Linked DNA regions of Mus musculus: regions 2 and 3 are each linked to region 1. A link is a loop called in an ENCODE intact Hi-C map of the cell type or tissue named here. Cell type or tissue: gastrocnemius. All regions are shown on one strand. Region 1 has its middle 29 kb from the start of Agr3. Region 2 overlaps Crppa (CDP-L-ribitol pyrophosphorylase A). Region 3 overlaps Bzw2 (basic leucine zipper and W2 domains 2).

Evidence for each region. Peaks named below come from ENCODE experiments on the same cell type or tissue, not always from the same donor. Only the 100,000 strongest peaks of a DNase experiment are listed, where the experiment ranks them.
Region 2: a loop joins it to region 1, with 7 times the contacts of the local background. A loop is called at or near these places in 18 of 42 quality-filtered maps.
Region 3: a loop joins it to region 1, with 7 times the contacts of the local background. A loop is called at or near these places in 14 of 42 quality-filtered maps.

The regions. Positions count from the first base shown.
Region 1 is chr12:35,892,239-35,900,238 of GRCm38, forward strand. No RefSeq gene overlaps it. Among named protein-coding and RNA genes, the nearest start is that of Agr3, 29 kb to the right of the region's middle. In gastrocnemius, a CTCF peak has its summit at 4,142 (motif pointing right); DNase peaks (open chromatin) are centred at 2,290, 3,718, 4,157, 4,595 and 1 more place; H3K4me3 peaks cover 703 bases; H3K27ac peaks cover 369 bases.
Region 2 is chr12:36,665,816-36,673,815 of GRCm38, forward strand. The region is part of intron 9 of Crppa (CDP-L-ribitol pyrophosphorylase A); the gene reads left to right. Among named protein-coding and RNA genes, the nearest start is that of Mir5099, 150 kb to the right of the region's middle. In gastrocnemius, a CTCF peak has its summit at 5,367 (motif pointing left); a DNase peak (open chromatin) is centred at 4,499.
Region 3 is chr12:36,105,570-36,113,569 of GRCm38, forward strand. It overlaps Bzw2 (basic leucine zipper and W2 domains 2), which reads right to left. Exons shown (of 12, transcript NM_025840.3): 8 at 4,136-4,306; 9 at 1,927-2,073. Among named protein-coding and RNA genes, the nearest start is that of Bzw2, 47 kb to the right of the region's middle. In gastrocnemius, CTCF peaks have their summits at 3,102 (motif pointing left) and 7,114 (motif pointing right); a DNase peak (open chromatin) is centred at 1,876.

The DNA.
Region 1 (8,000 bases):
GGGTGGGAGCTCGCTCTGCAGGTCGTGTTCCAGCAGACATACATCAGCCAGCATCAGGTTGCCATCATCTCTTACAAATGATGGAGAAGGAGAAAATCAGATGGAGTATAGAGCCAGCATATCACACAGCCCCTGAAAGAAGTCAGCCTGTGACCTTGGCCTCCAACTAAACACTGAGGTCTCCAAAAGGGAAGAGTTTTTCATTAAAAATGGAATGTTGGCTTTTTCTTTAGGACAGAACTCTTCTACCATGCCTGGGGTAGAATGAGGGATGAGTTAGCTTGTGCTCAAGAGAGCTGTGCTGCTCAGAGAAATGAATCATAGCTGAGGAGGATAAGGAAAGAACGATTTTACAGCAAAGTGCCAGGCCATTGGCAGGCCTGGGCAAGCTAGCTTCACTTTATCTCATGGATGGGCATCAGGGAGCAAAGCATGACCCCAGCCAGAAGGCAACTTCCATGTGCTTACATTTTGTGTATGGTGCCTGGAGACAATGCAGGGACAAGCATGACCTAAAAGAAGAGTGAAAGTGCAGTGTTGTGTGTGTGTGTGTGTGTGTGTGTGTGTGTGTGTGTGTGTGTGTGTGTGTGTGTGTAAATGCATACATGTGAACATTTCTGATTCTAGTAGGTCCCAGGCATGGATCTGGAACAGTATTTGAGTAGAAATAGAAATCAATCTTTTCACCAGTATTTCTAATACTTTGAATTTCTAAGACATTTCAAATAAACCTCACTTCCTGTCTACTCCCTAGACAAATATACTTAGAAAGAAAGAAAGAAAGAAAGAAAGAAAGAAAGAAAGAAAGAAAGAAAGAAAGAAAGAAAGGAAGGAAGGAAGGAAGGAAGGAAGGAAGGAAGGAAGGAAGGAAGGAAGGAAGGAAGAAAGAAGAAAACCCTGAGGTGTTTTAATCTCTCTGTATAGGTAGCACCCCACCCCATTTTCCATTTTTTCCAACATGAGCTGGCATTAGAGAGTCTAAGCAGTCGCAGTCGAACACCTCTGGCAGGTACACAGTGTGACCTGTCTCCAGTGTCTTGAGAGCAGGAGCCGTGTGGGGAAAGGCAAATCTCATGGGAAGTGATCCGACTGAGAAACAGAGTCCGGCATAAAAGTGGCTTCTGAGAATCAGGCCCTGCAGCTCTCTAGGAAGGAGAAGTGGGCTAACCACTCATCCTTTATTCAGAAGAACCTAACACACTGCAGCCTCTTAAATATTAATGAATCCACCAGCAATAGGAGACCCCCCAGGGTTGTCTAACGACCTTTACAACGGTTTGATTCCTGTGAAAAATCTACCTCATTAATTTTGCAAAAACAAACAAACAAACAAACAAACAAAAACCCCTTAGACGGTGTTAGACATGGCTCATTTCCAACATATTAAATTAAGGCAATGGAGCGATCATAAGCTACAAACCAGAAAATAAAATGGCAAAAGGACACTAGACATTTCCAATTGCACAGACTTTTCTGAATTGTTCCACAATGTACATTAAGGCTAAAATCTTGACTGTGTCGTTTCTTAATTGCAGAGACCTTGTGGTAGACTGACAAATAACTCTCCTCAAGAATAGAGAGTCAGTCCTCAGAACCGTGGTGCTATGTAATAGGGCAGTAGAGTTTTGCTGTATAGGTAGGATCCCCGAACAGGGAGACTCTCCTAGATATCCAGGAGGGAGCCATGCTACCACACGGACCCATTTGAAGGGAACATGGAAAGTTCAAAAAACAGAAAAGGCCACATAGTGGTAGAGGCAGGAGCGAGTGACAGTGCTACATGAAAGGGAAGACAGTAGCCTCCAAAAGCTAGAGAAACAGGACAGCCTCCTCTGAGGCTCCTGAAGTAACAGCAGCCAATTCCTTCCTATGAAATACTTGTTACAATATCAAAAGGGATATGTGTGTAAATTATGGATAACCCATAATAGAGCCTCCATGTTTGCCTCAGCCTTGGCAGTGTCCTGTCAGCCCCTCACAGGTAGGATGTGGGTTGGTGTGGCTTCCGCTAATTGGGACACCTGTAACCACTCAATGACCATGAGACTATATAGCACAAAAGGCCAGCCCTGGAAGATACCAGTTATGGACAGTGACCAACCAAAGGGATCATTTCCTCTCTTGGAAATTGTGACCTCAGTATGGCTTCAGAGATGCAAGGACCAGAGTCCAGTGGTGTGGAAAGCGAGGGAGCAGGAAGGGGCGGGGAGGGAGCATGGGAGACAAATGAGATGGGAGAGAAAGAAGCACTAAGCAGCAGCTTCCTGCAACCATGACCTCACATTGCCCCATGGTTTCCATAGCAACCATGACCCGAGCCAGGCCTCAAATGACCCCTGAACTGATGAACAATAGTAAGTAGCATTCCAGCTCTTCACAAGACTCAGAGCAGCTGCTGAGATGGACCCAGGCTCCCTCACCTTATTTAATGAGAAGGTTCTGTTCTTTGCAACCTCACAGAGCCCAGTCAGGGTTTCCTGGTCTTAGTTTTTAATCTTTTAGAAAATCACTGAAGGAAAACGACTTGAATCAAAACACCAATAAAGAAATATGCAAATGGCCAATAAGCTCATGAAAGTATGTTCAGTGTCATTAGATATTGAGGCAATGAAAACCAAAAGTACAGCGGGAGACCCACCTCACAGCCTCGGGAGAGCTCAAAAGACATTAGAACTGAAGACAGGCACAGTGCATGCATACAATACTGGTAGTACAATACGTGGTAGCCACCACAGGGAAGAGTTTGGCAATTTAGACTTTGACAGAATGTCATAGTTAGAACAGAGCAGCATACAGCCACAATCTCTACTCCTAACTATATACCCAAAGGTCACAGAAGAGGCATTCAAATGACACCTGCACAGCTCTCATAGGGACGATAGATAGTCAGAACCCCATAAAAGTGCAGATAAGGAACCATCCATGAGTGGGTAGACAGGTTTGGGAATAGATGTGCAATGGCATGTGACTTAGCTATGAAGGAGACTGAAAACTGATACACACTGCCAAGTACATGGACCTTGAAAACACTGCTATAGGAAAGAAAGCAGCCACAGAAAGCTATACAGTGTATAAACCCACTTCCATAAAACAGCAGCAATGAGCACATTCACAGAGATACAAAGCTGTGGGCCAGAATTTGCCCAGGGCTTGAGGAAAATGGGGGAGGGCAACTATTTGTGGGTATATAAGTTACTTTGTGGTGGTAAACAGTGCTAGAAATATGTCACACACAGCTACATAGCACTCTGAAAATACGAAATGCACAATTGCACTCTGCTGGGTGGTTAGAATGATTCCTTGTATATGAATTTTATAATAATGAAAAAAGTTTGTGGAAAAAGTACTTCATGACACTTGTTCATTTATTTGCTTATATATGTGACATGTATATAAACACATATGCACACTCGCGGTGACATAAACAGAAACTGAAATGATATGTAAAGCATACCAAGGGTGTGCTAATAGTAATCCATAGTTAGGTGTTGGCTGTGTGTTTCTGATTAGATGTATATGTAATAACCATGTCCATCATTTATAACATTGTATCATTGTAATTTAGAAGACGTATATAGTCTTCATTATAATAACCATTTCAACTTACAATTCTGCTACAGATACAATAGACACCTTGCACCCGGCTGTGTGTGCTTCTGGTGCCTTTGGGACCTGGGCTGTTCTTATCCCACAGTGGTCAAGTCTTGGCTGAACGACACCCAGATTCTCCGAGTAGTCTCTCAAAGTCTCCAACCTCACATGAACGTTACGGTCAGCCTGGGGCTGGAGAATGTTTTCTACAATGGAGTAAAAGCCAATGATTAGCATGCGTCTGTTCAGTCTGTCTGGTCTAGCCTCTGGGTGAAGAGAGATACTCAGTACAGATCACCTGACCTTTTATGTTACTAGTTTAATTTGATAATTTGACCCCACCATTTAAACTGGCTCAATGATGGGGTCCAGTCAGTAAAGAGATAAATAGATATTTGATACTTCAAAAGAACATTACAGATCTTTGCAAAAATAATGTAAATTTCTCAAGCAAATGACAGAGTGTATTGAGAAAGACACCAAGGGAAACACTCTTGCATTTTATTTATTTTGCCTATCAAAATAGACCAAAAGCCGTTCATCCTCTTGATCGGCAGGTGGCGCTGTGAACGTATCTTTGAAATTGAAAACACAAAAGCCATTTTCTTTAATCCCTCAATTACATAGGACATTTGAAATGATTTGTTTTAATCGGAATAAATGTCACTGTTAGTGACAGTAGATAATCCCTAAAATTCTCAAATCCTCCGCAAATGTTAATGGAATCACTTCATAGAAATAGCTTTTCAAATATTATCCGTAAGCTTAATAAACTGGGTTCGTTATGAACGGACTGGGTTATTTTCCTGTATATCGTCCTTGATTGCAGCTTCACACACAGCTATCTATTTAATCCTGGAAAACTCAGACGTTATTATTCCCGCTTCTCAAAGAGAAAATCGGGTCTCACACGGGTTACATTTTTTTTTACCCAAGTCCCATACCCCATTGATGAAGAGAATCACGCTTCAAAATCAAGCCTGGCTCCCTGGTGCTTAACCACAGCACGAAAGCATTTCAAAGGCAGAGCTAAATTGGTGAAAGTGTAGTAGATTGTAGTAAGGACTGAACAGGCTCAGGGGATTTTTAAATGCTAATTTCATTCCACCTTCAGTGCCATTTCTATTCAAATCACACAGATTGTTTAAAAACGAAAACAAGTCTGACCTTTTTTTTTTCCTGTGGGGAAAGTCTGGAGTCAGGAGTCAAACAGAGCTTCACAAAGACCTGGAGCCACACTCCCACACCCCTGTAGACAGAGACCTTTAGGCTGTGTAAAGGGGAATCTCAAGAAAGGAGCGGGGCTGCCCAGCAGTGAAAGGGGGAGAAAGAGATATGCAATTTGCATATCTAAAATTTGACCTTTTTGTGATCAGATAATCTTTTGCCCTATGAAATAGAAAAATCTTTGCCCACTGTGATCCCATTCTGAACTTTAAAAAGCATACAGAGTGCAAATTTGAAAAGTTTTATGTGATGTAGGAGCAACCAAACGTTCTAAGTCTGACACGCAGATCCAATGTAGTCAACTATGAAGGTTATTAAATGGACATGAGACATCTCTCTTTTCTTTCTAAAAGCAATTGTTACTCAGGCCTGAGGCTTAACTGAGGCTTTTCAGCTCCTGGCACTAGGGCCTCCCATTATGAGTCGAGTCACCATTTGTCCTGGGAGAAGGAACACTGAGCACATGGACAGTATTTCAGCTAGGTGAATACTTACCCTGGTACTTAGGACAGACAGTACAGTAGTGCGCTGGCCAGTTTCACACTGTCCCTCTCATAAAGCTCTCTACGGTCACACCTGAACATCAGCCCTATGACATCAGTGCCGGCTTAGCTGCCAATGTAACAGTCCACAATCACCTGGAAAAATATTCTTAACAAGGAATTATCTAGATCAGGTTGGCTTGTAGGCTTGCCTGTGGGGTTGGGGGAGTTTTAATTCATGTAAGACTGAGCCATTTCAGGTGGCACCATTCCCTAGGCAGGTTTCCAATAGCAGAAGAGAGGCGAAAACTGCTGAGAGCAAGCAAACAAGCAATAATCAGTATATTCTCTCTTTGCTCGTGACTGTGGATATGATGTGAACAGTTTCCCAAGTTCCTGCTGCCTTGACTTCCTGCACAAGATGAATAGAATCCTAGAATCTGGAGCTAAAACAAGCTTGTTCTCCCCCTAAGTTGCTGGTTGTTAGGGTGTTTGTCTTAGCAGCAGGAAAGAGACTAGAACATCTTACCTCTTTAATGGGATGTCAGGACACAGTCGGGAAGAGAAAAACACCTCAGGCTTGTCCTAGGACAGAGATAGCAGGTCACAGAAGTGTCATGGAATGAGCACTGGACAAGGCTATCCCAAGAGATCCCAAAAGAGGGGCCCAGCTTCTACCCCACTCCGTCCACACCGCCTTTCCACCATAGTCCATTTTTTCCCCATTACTATCACTTCTGGTGCGGCAACCAGCAGAGCTCACATTCAAAGCACAATGTGACACTTGCTTTCTAAGTAAATAGACATTCGTTTCCTAGAAATCCTGGTGACTGAGTGACAAGGCATGGCCCTTCACGCCCCTGAAGGAACAGCGGGACCTGTTCTTTCTGTATAGATAGTACACATTTCTATAATAAAAGTTAGATAAAAGTTAACACACACCCTAATTGCAAGTATTAACATGTTTAGCTGAAAATATGAATCAAAGTCTTTCTTTAATTAAACATCAAAATTTTGTCTCATTAACTGGCTCCAGTTGTCCACGGTGGAGGGGGCGGGGGGGGGGGGAGATGTTTTTCTGGAACTTTATTTTCTTATCTCCTTCTACTTCCTATCCAGTCACTTTTTCCAGAGTCAGTGGGGGCTAGATAAGGGAGAGAATGAATGAAGTAGATGAGAGCTACTATTTCCAGTCAGATCCCAGCTCCCTGGGTCTGGCAGGAGCAAGGGCTAAGTGCTTTATAGAGACATCTGTACAGCTTCTTCAGAGAGGCCCAAGCCTTTGGATTCTCTTCCGAAGCACTCTTGACTAGGCAGAGTTTTCACGTGTTCTAAGCATGCTCTACCATGGTGCTGCCCCAGCCCCAGCCCCAGCCCCAGCCCCAGCCCCAGCCCCAGCCCCAGCCCCAGCCCCAGCCCAGCCCCAGCCCCAGCCCCAGCCCCAGCCCCAGCCCCAGCCCCAGCCCCAGCCCCAGCCCCTGCCCCAGCCCCTGCCCCAGCCCCAGCCCCAGCCCCAGCCCCAGCCCCAGCCCCAGCCCCAGCCCCAGCCCCAGCCCCAGCCCCAGCTCCATTTCCTGGGCCTATAAGAATTACATCTATTCTTCCAAAACCTTGCTATTCTCCTTCTGGTCATTTTCAACAAAAATCAGCATAGCCCTACTGTAGGAGGAAGGTCTGTAGGTAGCCTTAGCTACCCCAAATCTCCCTTGTCTCACTATAGTTCTCAACATGACTGTAGAACGTACTGTGAACTCAGTGTATTAGAAAAGGAAGAACGGACCAGGACAGCCTCCACTATGTCCTCATGTCTCCCAGAATAAGAGGGTATGCAACATTTAGTTGGTGACAAAGTAGAAAAGTACTTCCTGAGACGCTGGGCTGCAACCCAAGATGAGACATGTATGTACACGATGCTATCACTCTGGGGCAGCTTTCCGGAGCGTGGGGGACCAGCTCTCCATGAATCCCAGGCAATGGGCTCTTGTTGTCTATCTGTAATAAACTTGCCTGTCTTGAGCAAGGGCTGTCTCACTGGACAAAGCAGAGTGGGAAAGAGCATCTGTCCCTGCCATTGTAACCCACACGTACACACAGGCAACAACTCCTTTCAATAAACCCAGGCTAAGCAACCTTCCTGCTTTGTCAGGGGTGTAGAGAAACCAGGAACAGCTGATGGTGAAGACACAGGAGCTCAAGAGCCACAGAGCAGTGGAGTTTTTACCCTTCTCCCTGTAGTCCATGTCTGTCACACATTTTAACACTTTAATGCTTTGTGATGAAGTTTCAGACTGTGGTTCTAGTAAGTAGACTTTAGCTTCTGAGAGATCCTGAGTTGACGGAGGAAATCCTGAAACCTTTGTAGTTTATAGATTTTTGTGATTTTTTTTTATTCAGTATATGATACATACCAACATTTTAATTTCATTTCAGGAAACGCTATCTACCTGTTCACACAGGCCAAACCCTGCTCGGCTGTGGGGTTGTTTTCACAAAATCTTCTTCCCTTCCATATTCACCCTCTAGTCAGAATCTTTTTCCCCCTGTTTTTTGAGACAGGGTTTCTCTCTGTAGCCTTGGATATCCTGAAACTCAATCTATAGACCAGGCTGGCCTCAAACTCACAAAGCTCCACCTGCTTCTGCCTCCCAGGTTTTGGATCAAAGATTTGAACCACCATTGCTCAACTTCTAATCAGAATCT
Region 2 (8,000 bases), 770 kb after region 1:
GTAATGGGAGGAAAGACTGTAAGAGATGGTAATGGGAGGAAAGACTGTAAGAGATGGTAATGGGAGGAAAGACTGTAAGAGATGGTAATGGGAGGAAAGACTGTAAGAGATGGTAATGGGAGGAAAGACTGTAAGAGATGGTAATGGGAGGAAAGACTGTAAGAGATGGTAATGGTATGGGAGGAAAGATAGTAATGGGGGTGACCGTGATCAGAGGACAGCAGGTGAAGCCGTGAATAGTTCACAATGAAACTAGTTATTTTTATTTTGTGTGATTAACATACACTAACTTTAAATAAATGAGGCAAACTACAGATCTCGTACTTGCTCTGAATAGTCTGTTTCTTACCTGTGATATTTTTTTACTCACTGACTATCCAAACGATACCAACCTGAACAGGGCACATCCTGGTGCAAACTGTCTTTGCATTGTTTTAAGTCCTGGAAATAAACTGTTCATCTTGTTACAAGAATATACTTCTACAAGACTGTTGTGGGTAATTATAGAAATTATGCCTCTGACCTTGGAATGGCAGCTGTTTTCCTTATATCCCTATAATGATTACTATCTGTTTTTGCTTTCATAGCTGACTGTTCAGTATGTGGTAGTCTCTCCCATTCTTTTCACCGGAAATGTGTATAATCAAGATGGACACTTTCTTTCTTGTAATTATTATTGCTCTGCTAGATTTTAATTATTTATAGCTGCCAGGCATTTATTGTTTTTTTTAAAGGCCTTCCAATCCCAATCAAAATGAATAAACAATTAAAAGGAAGAAAGATTTTGCAGCCTGTCTTTTCCTTTTGATTGTGTGTGTTCTATATAACACTTAAATTATTCTTTATGAAATTAGTATATCCAGGAAACTGGAGAATTATGCTTTCGGCTGAGAGAATGGAAAACATGTTAACATTTCCTTTGTTGGGTTTCCAGGATGCCACAAGAGAATCCTAATGTGCTGCTCTCTGTGTTCTGCCCAGATCTTTTTCAGCTTATTCTAATGCCGGAGCAACAATTAAATGTTGCTTAGTCTTTCCTGTGTCCTACACCTCACTGCAAACATGTCGGCAGAGAAAGCAGACGTTTGTTATTTCTCAATATAAAACAGACCCTGCCAGGGAGCCTGCCAAACCCCATCAACCGTGACAGTCAAATCAATGCGTGTTTGGTTTAAATTTTTATTTTTGCCTTTGCTCTGCTTGCTGGGCTCTGGTATCTGTTGTCCCGTATGGCTTATCACCTTGTGCCTGACAGTTTCTGACATTGACAAGGCTTCCTGCCTACCTTTGTAATGTATATGCATGCCCATATGACTATAACAGAAAATGACATTTTGACTCAGTAAATATTTGCTTTCAGTCCACTACATCTGTTTTACAGGCTCCTTTTTCCTTTTATTCCCTTATCATTTGGGAAACCATATGTACTTCTAGCTTTTGTCTAGAAGTTACAAATCCTTGACTTGTGAGTGTTTCACCTCTCCTCTTAGGGATTTATTATGGACCCTGGGGATTTAGTTCTCTCATTAGTTTGTATCAATGCCATAACACAGAACTGAGCTTGGTCAATTGTGGAGAATGGTTATGGAGCTGTGAATATGTGTTATACCACATAGGAAATTTTCTGGTGCTGATTCTTAAAATGAACAGTTATATTTGATATTATTTTAAAGACTCTGTCCTGCAGGTGTGCACATCCATGCACGTGCGCGCACACGCGTGTGCACACACACACACACACACACACACACACATTATGGACCTACCCAGGTTCACACCTATAAACCTAGGACACAGCAGGAAGTTTGGCTTCAAGTACGACATGGGTAAGAGCAATACTTATTGGGGAAGGGCAGGGAAGTCATCTAGAAGCATGCTTTCAGTGCTAGGACTGACTCTCGCACTGCTATTGAATACTGATGTTCTGTAGTTTTGGCTTCTTGGTTGGAATCTCTAATTTTCAGTGATTAATAATAAAGCTTTAGAAAAGCTATTTTCCTTTCCTTGGAATAAGTGTCTGAATACTGGAATTTTCCTCATGCGGTTTGTTATACTCTGATACCCTCTTCCCAGGGTTTTGAGTTATATAATCATGTTTAACTGTTAGTATTTCATCTTTTATAGACACATTTGATTTTATATTAATTTAAAACTAGTAATGATCTAAAATAGATCACCTTGTGTGTGAAAACTGACTCAGTATAACTTTAAATTTCCTTCTCAGCATACCAAGGGTTTAATGTACATTGAAAAGCCCTATCTTTGTAGAGGTATTATTTGCATTGCTTTGCTTTCTATCCCTTTAAACGGTCCACCTTTATCTCTATAAATAGAGTTGCTTCTCTTTAATGCTAAAGAAAATGATGCCCACTGAAGAAGTTAAGGAAACTTTATCCCATGAACCACTGCAGGAGTAGGCCTCCACCGCCTGAGCCTAACATGCCCCAGCAGTGGGCGCGCTGGGAAAGCAGGGAAGGGGAAGTGGGAAGTGGGAAGGATGGGAATACAGACGAGGAGACAGTGATGTCATAGTTTTTTTTTTTTTCTTTTTGTCTTCTGAGACTGTGCTCTACAAAGTGAATGGAAGCTTGATTCTAGCTGTCTGCAGTTTCTCTCCATTTGTAAAATTCAAACGCTGCTATCTGTCATATGTACTGATGGGATTTGGGTAACATTAACTTGAAGCTGGGCTTGTGGCTGTAACCCTAGCACTCAAGAGGCTGAGGCAGGCGGGTTATGAGGAGATTGAGGCTACCCTAGGCTACAAAATGGGTTTAAGGCCAGGCCAGGCCAGGCTACAGGATAGGTCTATGCTCAACAGCAATGACAAAACCAAAACTGAAACAGAAAACAACAACAAAATTATTAAGAGAGGCCTGGGCTTTTTGTTCAGTGAATTTGATAAAATTCTTGCTGGAAGCAAACCTGGCTGATTAGCTTTTCTCTAGGGGAGGTGTGGCTAAACTCAGAGACAGGTTTTGGACTGATGAGGTAGAGAGGGTAGGGGACACTGGCTAAAACTGGATGAGTCATGAGGGGAAAAGGCTGAAAAGAGAATGGCGGCTTGAGGAGGTGAAAGTCTTTGCTACTGTGCAAGCACAGGCCACCTAGTTGCCTTTTGATTTTTCTTCAGTTGGGATGACTTCTCTTTAGCATTAAAGAAAAGCAGATCCATTATAGAGATAGATATGGACAGTTTAATAGGATATAACGCAAAGCAATGCAAGCAATAATTCTATAAAAATAGGGTTTGTAAGCGTACATCAAACCCTTATCATGTGAAGAGGAAATTAAAGTTCCCTTGAGTCTGTTTAGTTCTTTTAAAAAATCCCAAGTTCAACAAAATGGCAATTCTTTGTATTTCTTTCTATTGAATATGTAATAAGGGTTTTGTTTGTTTGTTTGTTTGTTTGTTTTGTTTCTTAAACTCCAAGCCAGCCCCACTTTTCCTTTGTGGTTCTTAGGGATTGTTTCCCATTCTCCTGATTCTCCTGTTTCATTTGCAGATGACTCTTGTGTGTTTAGACCCACACTCACACATCCTGCATTGTCTTTTCATGGATGCCTTCCGGGCCCATCAGGTTAATCCATAATGGACTGGGTTGTTCTAAACACCCAAAGCCTGTGATTGGAGAATCACACCTGCACACACATGCACACACACTCACACATCAGTGACATCTACTTGCTCTAAAGTCCTCTGGTGATGACAGAGAGCCAGACTTTCTTTTGATAAAAGCTTGGCTTATGAATGTCTTTTAGTCCTGTAAAATCCAGCCCTTTGCTTTGGTGTTCCCATGGTGGCTTTTAGTTTTTAATTCAACCTGGCAAATTTTGTGTTTCTGTCTATGAACTTTGTGCATTTATATTTGGACTTATTTTGTTCACCTGGTTGTTTGCCTTTGCCGAGGATTTTTTCTTAACATTTTAATTAAAATTGTTTTCTCCCTTTTTATTATTTTTGTTACTTTTTACTTTTCATCTTCAAAACATCTCAGTTTTACCAAAAGAACGTAGGAACAATACAAGGAACTCATGCATACCCTAGAAGCAGAATTTTGTACGCAAATCAGGAAGTTAATATTGATGTGACTCCATTATTTAATCTTCAAGTAGGATCCATCTCCCTTTTTAGGTTTTGAAAACATATGTTGCAGTTTGTTTTGTCAACCGCTTTAATCTGTGGCGTATCTTTGGCCTTTCATGGGCATGCACTTGAAAAATATTATTTGTCTGTATATTCACTGTTGATTTTTGTGTGTGTGTTTATATGTGTGTTTTGCATATATAAGTTGTACGTGCAAGTATGTGTGTGTGTGTGTGTGTGTGTGTGTGTGTGTTTGTGTGTGTGTGTGTGTGTGTGTGTGTTGGGAGTATGGAAGCTATGGAGAATGTCCAATCTACTGCTCTATCCCTCTCTGTTGTACACTCTTGAGATAGGGTACCTCACTGAACTTGCAGCTAGGCTGGTAATCAGAAGCCCCCAGCTGTCATCTTCTCCTGTCATCTTCTCCACTGCCACCTACAGGCCCCTTCATACACACAGCCAGGTCTGGGCTTTTGTGCACTGCATACATCCATGCCTGACTTAAGCTACCTCCAGCGATTTAGACTCGAATCTTCCGTACTTACATAGCCATGGTTCAGTCTCCAGTAGGACAAATATCAGATAATTATTTTGTGTAAAATGGCCAGTTAGGTTTCTGTGCTGGTTAGTTGCCATGCCCCCCCCCCCCCACTCCCGCCATGTGACATAAACTGAAGACACCTGGGAAGCAGGACTCTCAACAGAGGAGAAAATAAGCCCACTCAATTTGCTTGTGGGCAAATCTGTGGGAGCATTGTCTTGATTGCTAATTAATACAGTGCCTAGCCCACTGTAGGCATGGCCACCCTTGGGCAGGTGGGCCTGAGCTGTATAGGAAAGGAAGCTGAGAAAGCTAGGAGAAATAATCCACTAAGTAGCATTTGTCTGGGAACCTCTGCCTCAATTCTCAGCTTCCTGTTTATGTCCCTCCCCTGGCTTTCCTTGACAGTGAACTGTGATGTGGACGTGTAAAGTAAATGAATCCTGTCCTCCCCCAAGTTGGATTTGGTCAGTATTTTATCCTGGCAACTGAAAGATAGTTTCCTCATCAATGACCTCAGTATGTTCATTTTCAACAAGAATGTCGGGCTTATGTGACAGTGCGCTGCAGACTGAGGTGTCCCCTACAGTCTCCTACTTTATCTTTAATTTCCTCGATGGAAATTCGATAGTAGAGTTGGTCAAATATTTTCTCTTTTGTGTGACAACTGTAGGTGTTACATTCTCTCATCCTCCTTGTGGGCTTGCCTTGTTTACCTAAATCAATGCTGCCCTCTTCTGTTACAGCAGCAGAACCAAATGGCATTAAATACGCGGTCCTGAGTGAAGTTAGTGGAAGTTGTGTGTTTTCCAGTTGCTTAATTCTCTTTGTTCTTCTGGACCCTAGCTTTTCTGCTCTAGCTTCTCGTCAGTACCCAGCTGCAAAAAAAAATTCCTGCCTCTCTCTGCGCTCTTCTGTTCCAGGGGAAGGCTGTCAGTCAAATCAAGGGCTGTTTTATGCCCCTCCCCTTTATGAAGGTGATGTCCTCCCTCATCTCTATTGGGCTTCTTGTGTGTGTGTGTTGTTGTTGTTGACTTTAGATCAGCCTCCACCCTTCATTTTTCTCTTCCTTCTCTAGTGGCATGGGAACTTTTTACAGTTTAGTGCCCCGTCGTTTTCTTTTTCCTTTAATTAAGTCATTTTGACATTCAGGATTTTCACATCATCCTTTTGTATTCAGGAGGCCGGGTTCATTTGGTCTTTTTGATCTTCTCCTTGTTTTAGGAGAAAATACTGAGACCACTGCTACTGGCTTTAGCTACCTGGAGGGTGGCCTTCGTGGTTCGTTGCCCCTTTACTAAATCTCTTCTGATTAAGAAGTTTCTCATCTTACCTCCAGACAATTTGATTTATTATCCATATTTATATGAATGTTTAAAATTAGTATTTTAACTAGCCTTCGTTTATGTCACCCTTTTTAATTAATCATTTTATTCGTTTACATTTCAAATGTTATCCCCCTTCCTGGTTACCACTCCACAGCCCTCCATCTCAGGTCCCCTTTCTCCCCTCGCCTTTGTCTCTATGAGGGTGCCCCTCCATCCACTCATGCACTCATGCCTCACCACTCTAGCATCCCTCTAACCTGGGGCATCAAACCTCCATAGACCAAGGGCTTTGCCTCCCACTGATGTGAGATAAGGCCATCCTCTGCTATATATGTATCTGGAGCTAGCAGTCCCTCTTCATGTCATCCTTTTTAATGCATTTTATTTTACTATCATTTCCCACTTTCTAAGTGACATTTTCTTTATCCAATATTGTGATTTTAAAATTTTAATTATCTTATATATTTACCTGTTATTATAATTATTTCCTGGAAAATGTTTGGTATTTTATATCCATATACTTATTTTAAGATTATTACTTTATTTTGCATATCTTCTTACCTCCTAGAGTTTTATTCTGAGGTCTGCTTTCTTGTATGTGACTCTTTTTTAATTTAAATAATATATTTATTTTTATGGGCACTAGTGTTTTGCCCCTGGAACTCTAGTCACAGATAGCTGTAAGCTGCCTTGTGGGTGTTGGGAATTGAACCCAGGTCTTTTAAGAGAGAGGCCAGTGCTCTTAATCACTGAACCATCTCTCCAGCCCTACCTACCCCCCTATGACTTTTTAGTGTAATAAATGTATTTTGCTCAACTGACAGAGACTGTTTTATTATAATTTTTTAAAAGTAGCATTTGTGTATAGTTTGGTGGCTTTAGGAGAGAAGGTTAGTTTTCACTTTTGTATTATAACTTGAAATAAATTGTCATTTTATTCCTGTCTCAATTGTTGAAGTGACAAAAATGGCTGTCAGTACAACTGTTGATCTCTCTCTCTCTCTCTCTCTCTCTCTCTCTCTCTCTCTCTCTCGCTCTCTCTGTGTGTGTGTGTGTTCTGACTAGCTAATTTAAAGCTTTCTTCATATTTAGTGTCCCGATGTTTCCACAATATTTATTTGTAGGATTTTTTATTTTCATTTTATCTACCCCAAGATTCACTGGGTTATAAAACCCAGTGTTCATCTGTTCGTGAATCTATAGAATAATTTCAGCAATACATCTTTAAAAACCATTTCCCTTTATATCTGTTATTCCTTTGTACAGGACTTATTAAATGTATGTTTGAATACTTTGTGTATTCTGAGTTCCTTACTGCCGCTCTTTGTTGTTTTCTCTGATTTTTTTGCATAATGTCCTCAATTCCTACTTTAATTTTAATAATTCACTCTCCAGCTGTATCTAATTTATTGTGTGATCTATTTTTAAAGACATTTTTGCTTAAATCCCACAGAGTTTTCAATGTGTCAGTGTTGCTTCAAGTCTATGTGCTTGAGGTGTTTCAGTTAAAGGCATGTTTGAAAGGGTTGCCTAGTTTTGAATTTCAATTATTTAAATGTAGTATACAGTTTATTTTATGTTTGTAAATTCCAATGTAAATTCACTTTGATGCTTAATTGGTCTATTGTTTTATTTATAATTTGTAATTATGAACATATTCATAACATTTACCTATTTATCTGACTACATGATTAATTTGCACAATACAAAACCAAGCAATAGGCCAGCCAGTGGTGGCGCACACCTTTAATCCCAGCACTTGGGAGGCAGAGGCAGGCAGATTTCTGAGTTCGAGGCCAGCCTGTTCTACAGAGTGAGTTCCAGGACAGCCGGAGTTATACAGAGAAACACTGTCTCGAAAAACAAAACAAAACAAAACAAAACACCCAAGCAATAGAAAACCCTAACACATATCTATCTTACCCTATCTTCAAAAGTAGATTAGGTGGGCTTCTGCAGCATAACCATCAAATAAGTCGGAGGATTTCCTTTCTGCTTTCCCCTGAGTTTATCTCATCATTAGCGGAGGGACTGCTAAGTATTT
Region 3 (8,000 bases), 210 kb after region 1:
GGATCTGTACCTCAACGTCCTAACTGAACTCTACATGCAAGACCTACTATGGTCACCTTAGCGCAAGAGCACGCGGATCTGTACCTCAACGTCCTAACTGAACTCTACATGCAAGACCTACTATGGTCACCTTAGCGCAAGAGCACGCGATTCTGTACCTCAACGTCCTAACTGAACTCTACATGCAAGACCTACTGTGGTCACCTTAGCGCAAGAGCACGCGGATCTGTACCTCAACGTCCTAACTGAACTCTACATGCAAGACCTACTGTGGTCACCTTAGCGCAAGAGCACGCGGATCTGTACCTCAACGTCCTAACTGAACTCTACATGCAAGACCTACTATGGTCACCTTAGCGCAAGAGCATGCGGATCTGTACCTCAACGTCCTAACTGAACTCTACATGCAAGACCTACTATGGTCACCTTAGCGCAAGAGCACGCGGATCTGTACCTCAACGTCCTAACTGAACTCTACATGCAAGACCTACTATGGTCACCTTAGCGCAAGAGCACGCGGATCTGTACCTCAACGTCCTAACTGAACTCTACATGCAAGACCTACTATGGTCACCTTAGCGCAAGAGCACGCGGATCTGTACCTCAACGTCCTAACTGAACTCTACATGCAAGACCTACTATGGTCACCTTAGCGCAAGAGCACGCGGATCTGTACCTCAACGTCCTAACTGAACTCTACATGCAAGACCTACTATGGTCACCTTAGCGCAAGAGCACGCGGATCTGTACCTCAACGTCCTAACTGAACTCTACATGCAAGACCTACTATGGTCACCTTAGCGCAAGAGCACGCGGATCTGTACCTCAACGTCCTAACTGAACTCTACATGCAAGACCTACTATGGTCACCTTAGCGCAAGAGCATGCGGATCTGTACCTCAACTTCCTAACTGAACTCTACATGCATGATCTACTATGGTCACCTTAGCGCAAGAGCACGCGGATCTGTACCTCAACTTCCTAACTGAACTCTACATGCAAGACCTACTATGGTCACCTTAGCGCAAGAGCATGTGGATCTGTACCTCAACTTCCTAACTGAACTCTACATGCAAGACCTACTATGGTCACCTTAGCGCAAGAGCACGCGGATCTGTACCTCAACGTCCTAACTGAACTCTACATGCAAGACCTACTATGGTCACCTTAGCGCAAGAGCATGCGGATCTGTACCTCAACTTCCTAACTGAACTCTACATGCATGATCTACTATGGTCACCTTAGCGCAAGAGCACGCGGATCTGTACCTCAACTTCCTAACTGAACTCTACATGCATGATCTACTATGGTCACCTTAGCGCAAGAGCACGCGGATCTGTACCTCAACTTCCTAACTGAACTCTACATGCATGACCTACTATGGTCACCTTAGCGCAAGAGCACGCGGATCTGTACCTCAAAATATTCAAATGACACAGTCAAGTTACTTTTCTAACATCTATTCATAGCTTACTTAAGGATTTTGGCTTTTTTGTTTTGTTTTGTTTTTGGTATAGAACATATCAAAAATTAGTTCATATTTCTCTTTAATGTATGATGTTACAGGTGACTGCACCCTTCAGATGTCTTTTACTGAGAACCTACTTGGAGATGTTTCATGTTCTTACATTTGAAACATTTTAGGCAGCGCCAGATTTGGCAAGGAAAACAAGGGGTGGACAGGGTACTTTTCATTTGGGTCTGGGGAAATTGGCTCGGCATTCACTTGTTCTTTAGTTTCTCATTACTTGTGACAGGGTCTCATGTAGCCCAGACTGGTCTAGAACTGATCTTTGTGCTCCCGTCTTCTGCGTGCTGGGGTTTCCGGAATGTGCTGGCTCTGTCCTCCAGACCCTCAGAGCTGACCTCTGACCCTCAGAGCTGACCCCTGACCCTCAGAGCTGGCTCCCTTCAAAGGCCCATTACCTTTAGGTGCTTCAGTGCCTGCTCCGCAACCAGCTCCTCCTTCTTGTTCCATTCCACCGCATTCATGATGCAGGTCCACAGCAGCCCGATCACAGCTGTTTCCGGAAGGTCGTTCCTTTTCATTTCCTCTTTGACGTAAAGCACCACCTAGGTTTCATGGAAAGAGAGTCAAAGAGCAACAGCAGAGCAAATACAAAGCCTGGGGCTATTCTTAAAGGCCTGGCCAATAAAAGGTTTGGGGCAGGCTGGGAAATCTTGGGCTCAGCTGCTCCATCTCTAATACACATCCTCAAGTGATCAATGAAAAGTAGAAGACCTAAACTTAGCTCTAGACAAAAGCTGTTAGGTGACACAGAATAAGAGAAAGGCTCCGTGTCCTGGATAATCATTATGCGGGTGAACCCTTTGGGTTCAGTAGAGTAGGGCACTTGAATCAGACCGACTTTCCGTGGGTTTGAAGTAAACAACAGGTCTGTGAAATTTTCTGTCTCTTAAAATTAAATATCTCAATGGGTGTGTCGGGCTTGCCTAGATCCAGTCCCTACAATGTATCCTTAATTTCTACTCTTGAGATGACTCCCACGCCCCGTCGAAGTGAAAAGTCCATAGGTAAAGAAACTGCAGACTGCAAAGGCACCCTCCTCCTTCCCTTCCCCACGTTCCAGACTGGGAACCTTTCTATATACATGAGGATGACCTTGAACCTACTGTTCTCTTCACTGCCTCGCTGCGAAGATTAGCCACCATACCTGCTTTATGAGATGCTGAGATTAAACTGAAGGCTCGTATGTACCAAGCAAGCTACACCCTGAATCCTGTAATTCTCTTTCCTTGATTCACGTCAATCCAGTGTATTCTGTAACTAGCAACACACCCTCTTCACCTCCCTTATTGTGAGAAGATAACTGTTGTCTTTACTCCTGGGCTGACCTTCAGAAATAGAAGAGTGGCTTGGGTAGCTTTAGAGAGAAGTGGCTGAACTACTAGAGGCTGGGATTCCTTCAATGAATAGCAACAGGGGACTGGCCTACATCTAAAAGCATGGCTGTGGTTTTCTCTGTAGTTCTCCTCACCCTGTGGGCCCTGAAAGTCATGCGCAGCTCTAGTTGGAAGAATATGGTTGAAATTGCCGTAAGACCATGGATGCACGAGCTTTTGTTGTTCTAACACCTCCACCTGGTGGACAGTTACCAGTCTAAGCTTCTCCAGCTCTTGAGAAGCCAGGTAAGGTTTGGAGTTATAGTGGATACAGCTGAAGCGCAGGGATTTGGGAGTAGGAGGAACGCCCACTAGAGCCTGAGTTTATCATATAGAAAGGGTGTTTTTTTTTCCCCCAGCTTAAAGAATGCCTTTCCAGATGTATAAACAGTTATTGCCATCTAACACATAGCAAACTATGCTTAAACATGGTTCCAAAACCTGTAGCCTTTACACAGCTATTGTAAAGGAGTGAATAAGATGCTGGCCCAACTGATCTTCCCCTGTGTGGATTTTTGTTTTCTTCTTCAAAGGTGCTGGAGGATAGTTCAGTGGTGGAGCTCTTGCTGTGTACGCGCACAGTCCTGGATTTGACTCCAAGGACCATGAAAATAGAAACAAGCAACACATTTATATCCAGTGATGCAAAATGCCCAGCCTTGACACTAAGTACTAGTTAATGCTTAACACCAGGTAGAGAATCGACAATCCAATAGAAGTGCCACTGTATGGGAGATTTTACCAGCAGACAGCCAAGTCTATATGTTGATAAAACAGTGTGATAATCATAGCAGCCTGGTTATGAGGAAGCAATGTGAGCCAAAATAACATCAATTTCTAGAATAGCCCAAAATATAATAAAATAGGATTTTGAGTGAGTACCTTGAGCCAACTTCAGTGCTAGGAGTAAGGGAACAGTGAATGGTAACACATATGAGGGAGGGAAAGCTTATGTTATATGACCCGTGTAATTCTACACACACACACACACACACACACACACACACACACACAGACACACACACCTCAGCATGCATAGCTTTCTGCAGTGTTGGGGATGTAAGCCGTGACCTCGTAAATACTTCTTCAAGCACTCTACCACTGGACACACCCACACCCATCAACCATGTATGTTGTCCTGGAGTTCACTCTGGTCTCCTAGCTCGCTGAGGGGCGCCACCCTTACCCTTTATCTGTGTGTGTTGTGCAGGAGTTCACTACGGCCTCCTACCTCCTTGATGGGGCATTCCTGAGACAGTCGCTCTTGCAGCTCCTTCTGCAGTTCTTTCCTGGTGCCCAGCGACTGCTGGACTCGGAGAAAGTCCGACAGCTCCTTCAGCCCCGCGTCAGTGAAGTACTTAGCGAAATGATCCACACTCTGTCTGTTCACTGGGAAGAGTTCCTGAAGGAGAAAAGGAGGTTTGTAAGCTACAGGCTATTCAAATTAGGATGGGATTCTCATACTAAAGCCACTTGTGACATCGCTCATTCAGCTGAGGAGGACTGAAGTGTTCCTATACAGTCACGGAGGTGAGCATCTTTTAAAATAAAGTATTGAGCAACATAGACAAACTTGCTTTGTTCACCGTACCCACCCATCTCTTTTTCTTTGCTTTAATCAACAATGGCACAGGACTAAATTCACCTGACCACATGAATATGATAAAAACTCTGAACAGTATTTAAATTGTTTTTAAAGTGAGAGGAAGGAAACTGAAACCGTTTGCACTGCTTCCTTCGTTGAGTTAACAAGGCTCTTTCTGTAAAGCTGAAATGATTGGAAACACTAGAAAAAAAAACAAAAACAAAAACAAAAACAAAAAAACCAAACCGCTCCTCCCCAGGGACCTCCACTCATCACAAGTAAATGCTGCAGCCAAGGATACAGTAAAGGAGCCATGGTGGACTTTGCTATCTATTCTCCACTAATGATGGTGGCTCTCAATTAAGGTCTGGGCAAGACCTATTCTAAACTTAACTCATCGACTGCTCAGCTTACCACATTATTCTGATGGTGTGGTTTGTTTGTTTTTGGTTTTGGTAAAACAACAATAAAAAGAGCAGAACACCATAGCTGCTTTGATATCTTCATCACGTCATCTTCCCCTACGCAGCCTGGCACCTTCTCATAACCGTCTAATCCTGTGTGAATTCAGCAGCTAACTATGAAATGCAGGCAATTCACAGAGCTCTCACATTCTCCCGACTGCTGGCAAGTCTAAAAACTGGGCACAAACTTTACATTGGTTAGATCTGCCTGTGTGTTGCCAAAGGCTCCATATCTCCAACTCAGTACAAAGAGCTGTCATGGGGGCTGCCACTGAGGAGAGGGGCAGAGCAGAGGCTGCTTGGCCAGGACTTAAACCTCAGCCTTCCCCTATTTCACCCCCAAATTTCCCTTGACTCATATATTTTTATGTCAGAACAGAGTCAGTGGGAGAATCTATCAAATGCGCATGCATATCAAAATACCACTTCCCACCACACTGAAACTTCACCGTTAATATTTACAGTATCATTGTGTTAGTGTTTACAGTTCCATCCAAGACATTTCAGATTTAGTGGAAGGGGCCAATTTCATTTTATGGAGTGGTCCCTCCCCTCCCAGAGAATCAACTGAATTGGGATTTCCTTTAGACTGTTTAAAATAAGCAAGTGTTTCTAGAAACAAAAGCGCTCTTGCTCTCTCTCTCTCTCTTGTCATTTCTCTATATCTAACAAGTGTGTTTATATATGTGCAGTTTGTAGGACCCACTTGTGTGAGCTCTCAGAGGACAGCCTGTGGAAATCTGGTCTTTCCATATGTGGGTCCTGAGGAATCAGTTCTCAGGCTCGGCAGCAGGCACTCCTACTCATGTATCCATATTGCCAGGCAGGCCTGAAGTAGACATGCATCAATAAATTTAACAGCTGATGTGGCTGATACAGCTAGAAATACTTCAGGACAGTGCCATTGGCACTAAGGTCAGTCAACATTGGCTCCATAGCTCAGTATAACCACGGAACGCTCTTTGTCAGGAAGACGTGACTGCAAAATGGGATTTGATGTTATGTTCAAGTGCATGCCAATCATACTGTTCCCATACAGTTCATTTATGAAGATGTCGTTTTAGGATACACAGCCTCATCGCATAGGCCTTCCTTACTACCAAAAAGTCTGTATTAATTATTATTCTGCCTGATCTGGTTTCCTGTAGCTTTTGTCTAGGTAATTTTCTCTCTACAGTGTTTCACCTTGACTTTCCCCTTTGTTTTTGATTTTGAGATCGAGTCTCATGAAGGTAGCTTTGATCTGGCAATATACTAGAAGACTAGCTTCAAACTCATGGTAATCCTCTAGCCTCAGCCCCCCAGTGTTAGGATTACAGACAAGTACCACAATAACCCCAAATTCACCATTAAAAACAAACCTGCACTCGCTATCTCTGTGTTGCCCATTCCCTTGAAGTCAATGCTACTTCATAAAAGCCAGGGTCTATTTGCTTTCTTTCAATTATCCCCATTCCCAGAAATTCGTGGCACACAATGTGCCAATACCATACTCAATGAATAAATAAAAGACCAACTTCTCCTTTTTCTAGGGATTCGAAATAGTTTCTTCCATCCCCTCTCCCCTTGAGCTATACAATTTTTTCCTTCATCTGTAACAGTGCTGAGTAATAGCTAACATCACTATTTTTGTGAACAGTTACATAAAACTTAGCTGCATATCTTCATGAAACAAAAAATGACTCCCTTGAGAATATAACAGATGCCAAGTGTCTCATGGGTTGAGTCAGGAAATCTCAGGCACCTCCTGTACTTGTTCGCCACAAGCAGCCTCTCCTCTCCCCACTGATGTTGGAAGCTCTTGGGAGAAACAGAATCTACGCGTCTCTTTCCCACAGCATGCAGATCTAGTAAGTTCAGTTAAATGACATGTGTTTTCAAGACAGATGCACTTTTATATCCAGTGACCTAATTAACCAACCTGTAGCTAGTTAAGAAACCAGACTTTGAGTCTTTTGTGGCAAGTTGTGATAGATTCTATCTTTGTTCCCAATCGCCAACTTCCTCTCCGTCAAAGTGGATCAACAGAACCCCTCCCTCAGTGCTGCAGACAGAGGCTAAATGTCCTACTCTATTTTCCAGACTTGCCAGTGACTTTTTCTCCTAATTTTTATTTTAAATGGTATTTATGCACACGTGTCAGAGTGTAGATATATGCACATGAGACCAGAAGAGGGCGTTGGAGCCTCTGGAGATGGAATTACAGGTGGCTGTGAACTGCCTCTTCCTGACATGACTGCTGGACCCTTTGCAAGAACAGTAGGTACTCTTAACCACTGAGCTGCGTCTCTACCGGGGCCAATTGCAGGTAGGTTTTTAATGTGACTGAGGGCTTCAGTTTGTGACCTGTGTTTCTGTCCTATGCCATGCAGACACAATGTCCTAAATGGGAGATCCTTCAGTCTTGTTCCTGAGATGAAAAGACACGTGGAACCCAGCTGTGACTAGACAAGATATAGCTAATTCATGGACAACTCACAGGCTCGTCAAAAATGCTATGGTGGGTCTGGCAGGAAGGCTCGCTGGGTAAATAGGCAAAGCCCACTAATCTGAGTTTGATCCCTATAACAACACAGTAGAAGAAAAAATTCCTACAAGTTGTCCTGACCTCTGTATGTACATCAGGGAATGCATGACCCCTGCCCACTAAAGAAAGGTATAATATAATTCCTACTCAATATCACAAGGATCTTATTTGTTGAGAATGAGTTTTTTTTTAAAAATACATTAGTTTTTAAACATATAGTTAAAAAAAAACCTTTAGTTTTGCAAATAGTTATTTGATACTAAAGAAAGTGTTAGTTTGTTTTATTACTCTGGGGATTGCAACCGGGATGGCTTTGAGTGTGTCAGGCAAGCCCAATACCACTGAAATACCACTACAGCCATCAGGAAAAAGCTTTACTGTTGATAAAATATTAATACCATGTCAACAATCTTCCAAACTTGAGTGTTGATATCTCTTGTAATTTTGTAAAAGTGGCTATGACCACGCATATGAGAGAAAGAAACTTTAAGAGAAGGGTTTAATTTGGCTCACAGTTGGG